Regions from separate parts of the Homo sapiens genome. Here region 2 is linked to region 1. A link is a contact called in ENCODE Hi-C or POLR2A ChIA-PET data. All regions are on one chromosome and are shown on one strand. The core of a region is the stretch at or near the end of the contact, and the rest is flanking DNA. Distances in the headings are between cores, read along the strand shown. Region 1 overlaps TRAM2 (translocation associated membrane protein 2). Region 2 overlaps ELOVL5 (ELOVL fatty acid elongase 5).

What was found. Hi-C counts contacts between places; a loop is a spot of excess contacts on that map. ChIA-PET counts read pairs that join two places held with the same protein, here RNA polymerase II (POLR2A).
Region 2: a map with no recorded cell type shows a loop between it and region 1 (2.3-fold over the local background). The contact joins two enhancer-like sites. A Hi-C loop is called at or near these places in 1 of 168 maps with a recorded cell type or tissue (mesothelial cell of epicardium) and 1 of 37 single-sample maps with no recorded cell type. POLR2A ChIA-PET finds 5 or more read pairs at or near these places in 1 of 52 experiments (naive thymus-derived CD8-positive, alpha-beta T cell).

The regions. Positions count from the first base shown.
Region 1 is chr6:52,550,652-52,553,351 of GRCh38, reverse strand. All of the region lies in intron 1 of TRAM2 (translocation associated membrane protein 2), which reads left to right. Among named protein-coding and RNA genes, the nearest start is that of TRAM2, 25 kb to the left of the region's middle. RefSeq lists an enhancer at 966-1,135. Within about 2 kb of position 1,376, at least 25 of the 41 ENCODE cell types and tissues checked have a DNase peak (open chromatin) inside an H3K27ac peak, as active enhancers do.
Region 2 is chr6:53,308,381-53,311,080 of GRCh38, reverse strand. All of the region lies in intron 1 of ELOVL5 (ELOVL fatty acid elongase 5), which reads left to right. Among named protein-coding and RNA genes, the nearest start is that of MIR5685, 33 kb to the right of the region's middle. RefSeq lists enhancers at 961-1,010, 1,101-1,210. Within about 2 kb of position 1,285, at least 8 of the 41 ENCODE cell types and tissues checked have a DNase peak (open chromatin) inside an H3K27ac peak, as active enhancers do.

The sequences.
Region 1 (2,700 bases), core at 127-2,626:
GACTTGTCAGAGCCTTCATATAGTATTAATGAGTTACATATTTCTCTACCAAATACATTTGTTGATCTTGGAGAGTATTTAATGGAATAATATCCTTAATATATCCTTTAGGACATCCAGGACTATCATATTAGTTTGGAAAGTTGTGATAATCAAATGTGGAGAGGCAGGGAGGATTAGGAATGCCAGATTAAAGAGTTAGACATTATCCTTTAAGCAGCAGAAGGCAATGGAGGGGCTGTGGTGTGTGCGTGTATGTTTGTGTGTATATGCCTGGCTATTCTAGCTATGGATAGTGGGAGGGGAGGAAGGGGTTTTGAGTCTTGAGGCTGAGGATCCAGTTAGAAGTCTCTCCTACAGGCTGGTGGCAAATGAGAATATGAAGCTCTTAGCAGCATTGGGAGTAGAAATGATGGATTTAATAAAATAGTAAAGGAAAAAGCCAACAAGGGGCTATAAGGAAAGGTGGGGAGTCTTTGACTGCAGCCTGGGACATAGGCAAGTATAGAGCTTTCTCCTGGGCACCAGGTTTGGCATGTTGAACGGGAGTTAATCATGCACTATGTAGGTAAAGATGCAGCCTCCCACCTCCCATCCTGGGGAGAAAGATTTCAGCAGGAAAAGTAGATCTGAGTGTCGCCGGAATAGAAGTGGCTGCTACAGCAGAGATTTCCAAGAAAGCAAGAAGAGCTGAGGCTTGCACTGGGAGCCTGGAAGTGAAGCCGTGTCACAGAAGCATGGGGAAGAATCCGTGGATACAAAGGGACTTCAGAGAACACCCTTAAAACATGAGAACTCTGAGGCCCAGTGAGGTGGATGGGAGCAGCTGGAAGCAGCCCGTCGGGTTTGTGGCTGAGCTGTCAGGGAACAGGTCTCTTGCCTCCTCACTGCACTTTTCTCCCTTCTGCTTCCTCTTAGTAATATATGTACAGCCATTTGAGCTTTACCTATTTGCATGGGCTTCAGTAGAGCTGCAGGTGGCCTTCCTAGCAGGTGTGGCCACCAAGTACCCAACAGATTTCAGTCTGTTCTTGTCTTCGTTGCCTCCTCGGGGTAGTGAAAGGGCTGGGGAGCCTGTTGGTCCTGTCCCAGGGCTGTCCTCTCTGCATCCGTGCCCCCTGGGCTTTGCATGGGGGAGGAGCCTGGAATCTCGCTCTCTTTAAGGCTGGAAGCCAGGATGGCTGCCTGAGACTGCTGGCTATCTGTGCCCTCTCCTCTTGCCAGGGCTCAGTCTGGGGCAGAATGTGGCCCAGGGCCTGCTTGTCAGCACGTGGCTAGGGTTTCCGTGTTAACGTTCCCAAATTGGGATCTCAGAAGATCAAGTGTCCGTGTTGTCTGATCACGCTGAGCCTTCTCGAGCGGCCAGCTGCAAACCTTTCAAAGGGCTGTGTGTAATTGGCTTGGGAGATGCTGTGGGGGACTGAGAAGGGGACAAAGAAGTCAGTTTTTAAAAGGAAAAAAATAAATGAACATAACAGTCTTGGGCCAGTTGGGTGGGGCATGGTGCTTGGGCACATTGAAACCCCTTCCTCTTCCCTTCCTATTTTTCCACTTCCAGAGGCCCCTTTGGCTAGCGCCGTACTGACCCCTGCAGACCCCCTCTGTGTAAATACAGCCTCTGTCTCCCACCCACTTCTTCATTATGCATTCCTTTAATCTGACCCATCTCCAGGTTGCCAGCTGGCAGAGACTCAGCAGATTCCAAACCCCAGCTGGTGCCAGAGTGTTTACACGGGCCAGGGAAGCTTGGCAGACAACCTGCCCCCAAGCTACTCAGCTGTAGGAAAAGGTAGAAAGACTCCTGGAGATAAGTGGCCCGTTTGTTTGCAGACTTTCTCTCCTCCCTCATTCACCCTCCCCTGCATGCCCACCCTCACTCCAGTTGCTGCTCTATCCTGAAAACGTTAGAAAGAATCCCTTTGTGAAAGGGAGGTAAATGGCTAGGGACTAGCAGCGTAATCCCTACATCCAAGCAACCCTGTGTGGCACTCTGAGCACATAAAGGTAAAAGATCCTTTGCCTTCCGGGCTGAAACAGATCAGATATTAATTAGGAGACATTATTGGTTAGTGTAGAGCCAGTCCCCATTCATAACGGATATGTTTTTCCAAAATAATAAAGCTATGTGATCGAGTGTTCATGAAGCCAGGACTCATATTTGTCACTGCAGCCTGAGGCCAGTGGTGTCCTCAAAATCCTATATTCACCTCCTCCTGCCTCAGTAAAGGCCCCCTTGAAAAACTCAGGCAGGAAACTGTTCGTCCACCACAGTGGTTTATCTTGATCTGAGTTTGTGAGAAGCCAGTCCCAGGGTGTCATGCCTAAAGAAAACCATTTCTGAAGTGGGTTATCAACACTGTTGGTCCTTTGGAAATTAGATGGCCCATAAAGAGTGGCGATTTGTCTGCCTCCCATGCGTTTCATGAGGGGTAGTACCAGGATGTGTGTGGAGGATAATTTTGCTGGTTTAAAGTGTCCTATTCGGTTGGGCATGGTGGCACACTCCTGTAATCCCAGCACTTTGGGAGGCCAAGGCAGGTGGGAGGCCAAGGCAGGTGGATCTCTTGAGGCCAGGAGTTCAAGAACAGCCTGGCCAACATGATGAAACCCCATCTCTACTAAAAGTACAAAAATTAGCCGGGTGTGGTGGTGCATTCCTGTAATCCTAGCTATTCGGGAGGCTGAGGCAGGAGAATCACG
Region 2 (2,700 bases), core at 36-2,535, 760 kb before region 1:
CCACCCAGTCACCTGTCAGCTCATTTAGCCACACTGGAGAGTCTGTTGAGGTACAGAGGGGAGTTACCAGTGTCGTTTGTGGACTCAGTTGCTATTTTGGAACAGAAATTTGCAGAATCCTTTAAGCTGAAAAATTTCCATGCTAGTATGTATCATATGAATAGCAATTATTTACCCTTTCACAGAAAAAACCAACGGTCTTTTCTGTGTGTATTGTGAGATAAAGTCTGGAGGGGTTTGTGGTTTTCTTTTTAGTAGGTAACAGTTCGAAATTTGTTGCAGATCATAAGCTGCCAAATAATAGCTTTAAGATGTACTTTTAAAAATCAACTGTGTGATTGGCTGGGTGCAGTGGCTCACTCCCGTAATCCTAGCACTTTGGGAGGCCAAGGCAGGCAGATTGCTTGAGCCCTGGAGTTGAAAACCAGACCAGCCTGGGAACAGAGCGAGACCCTGTCTCCAAATTAACAACATCAACAAAAAAATCAACTTGTGATAATTGTAAAGAGCACAAGTTTTGGACCAACTACAAATTTAAGTAACTTAACTTTGTGAGCTACTTAACAGTAAGTAATGTGATTAAGTCTTCCCAGTGTGCCCGAAAATTTTTTGATTTTAGCACTGAAAGCCTTACATCCCGGAAAATCCCCCAAGAAAAACAGAACAGTTGCCTACCCTAAGCCATATAAACCTAGAGTTAACTACTTAAGATCTCTGAACTTTAGTTTCCTCGTCTAGAAAATAGGGATATTTCCTTAGTGAGTCTTTGAAAAGCCAGCTACGTAGTAGGCTCTTAGTAAATGTTAGATCCCTTGTCTCAGGCTAGTAACAAAAGTGTTGTATTGTTTTCCTAACCAAATTCTATACTTTAGATAATAAGCCTTTTCACTTCTCTTCCCAGTTCCAGTTAAATCGAGGGGGAGGGTTTATATTTTATTAGGCCGTGCTTGTAATTGGTGCCTTAATTATGTGTGGTAACCAAAAGGAAGGCTAGCAAGGGGAAGTAGAGTTGTCTTGTAAGAACCTCTTCTTCCAGCCCCACTGACCTTGTTAATTTCTAAGGCTTTTATCTATTGTTAACAAATTACCCCCAAATTTGCCACCTTAAAATGCAGAAACATTTACTGTCACACACGTTTTCTGAGGGTCAGAAGTCCCAGCAAGGCCTACCTGGGTGGTTTTGTCTCAGGGTCTTTCATGAGGCTGCATTCATCTGAAGCTGAGCAGGCCAGAAGATCTGCTTCTGAGCTCATTCAGGTGGCTGTTGGCAGGTGGCCTATTTCCTGCCACATTGTCCTCTCCCTAGGACTGTTTGCAGCATAGCAGCTGGCTTCCCCCAGAGCTAGTGGTCCTAGAAACACAGACAGAAACATGCCAGCTGACCAAGATAGAAGCCACAACATCTGTTATCACCTAATCCCAGAAGCGACATACCATCCCTTTTGCTTTATTCTGTTGGTCACACACACAACCCTGGTTCATCGGGAAAGGGCACTACATAAGGGTGTGAGTATCAGGTGTACCAGGATCTTTGGGGGCATCTTAGACTCTGCCTCCCATAGATACCGTATTTACTTGAAGAAAGCTTGAGGTCCTGTAGTCTAGGTAATGAAACGAATATAATAGGAAGCAGCTCAGTTTAGGATTGATGATAATAGAGCCAGAGCCCACGTTTCTCAACCAGTGTTCAGGTTCTTCCTATCACCCATCTTGCCTCCTTCCAAGGAATGTATGGAATTGTCCTTGGCCAAACATTTGATTTGGCAGCAGCAGCAGCAGCAGCCTGTCAGCAGTGTTCCATACTGCCCCAGTTCAATATGATGAAACAGGGAGTTACTAAATTCCTTTCTGTGTCCCAAGAACAGCTACTAGGGATTACAAGGAGCAAGACAGATACGTTCCTTGTTCTCACAGAGCTTTATAGACTTGGCCACTGTTGACTCCTGGTAGTAATGGTGTTATGGATCTCCTCTACTGATAGTAATATTTCTGCAACAGCATCCCCCAAAAAAGAGCTTACCGGTAAAAAATCCATCAGGTGCAGGATGGATTAATGTATGCTTGTTATGTGTGATGTGTACCATGTCACACAGTGTTTGAAAAATATGAGAACTGATCTCTATCTTGATACGAGGTTTTATTTCAGCTTGAGAGATGTTTGAAAAAATATGATTGCCTCCCCGCCCCCCGCCCCACCTGCGCATCCCCTCCCCCCAGCTGGTGGAATTAGAGGAAACAGGGAATTGCTGCAGAATTTGTTGGAATAAAAAATAACTTGTCCTTGAGACCATCATCCTAGTCTAGGCTCTGTCTCTGTAATACAGTGTATGGATACCGTCTGGGTGATAAAAATTAAAGGGTGGCAGGGGATTTTAGTAAGAGTCCAAAACTTAATTGATATATATAGCAGTGGTTCCCAAAGCAGGCTGTTTCCCAGAATTACCTAACGATCTTTTCAAAAAGATATTTCCTAGCATCTATTGAATTAGAATTTCTAGGATTGGATCCCAAAAACCTGATTTTAAAGCTGTTAGGTGATTTTAAGATGCAACCAGATTTGAGAGCCCATTGATATGAAACTCTAGAAAGTCATTCATTCATTGATCCACTCATTATTCATTCATTCACTCTTAGTTTCAATGAGCAATCAATAATTGGTCAGGCACAGATCCAGACACTCTAGCGATAAAATGGGAACAC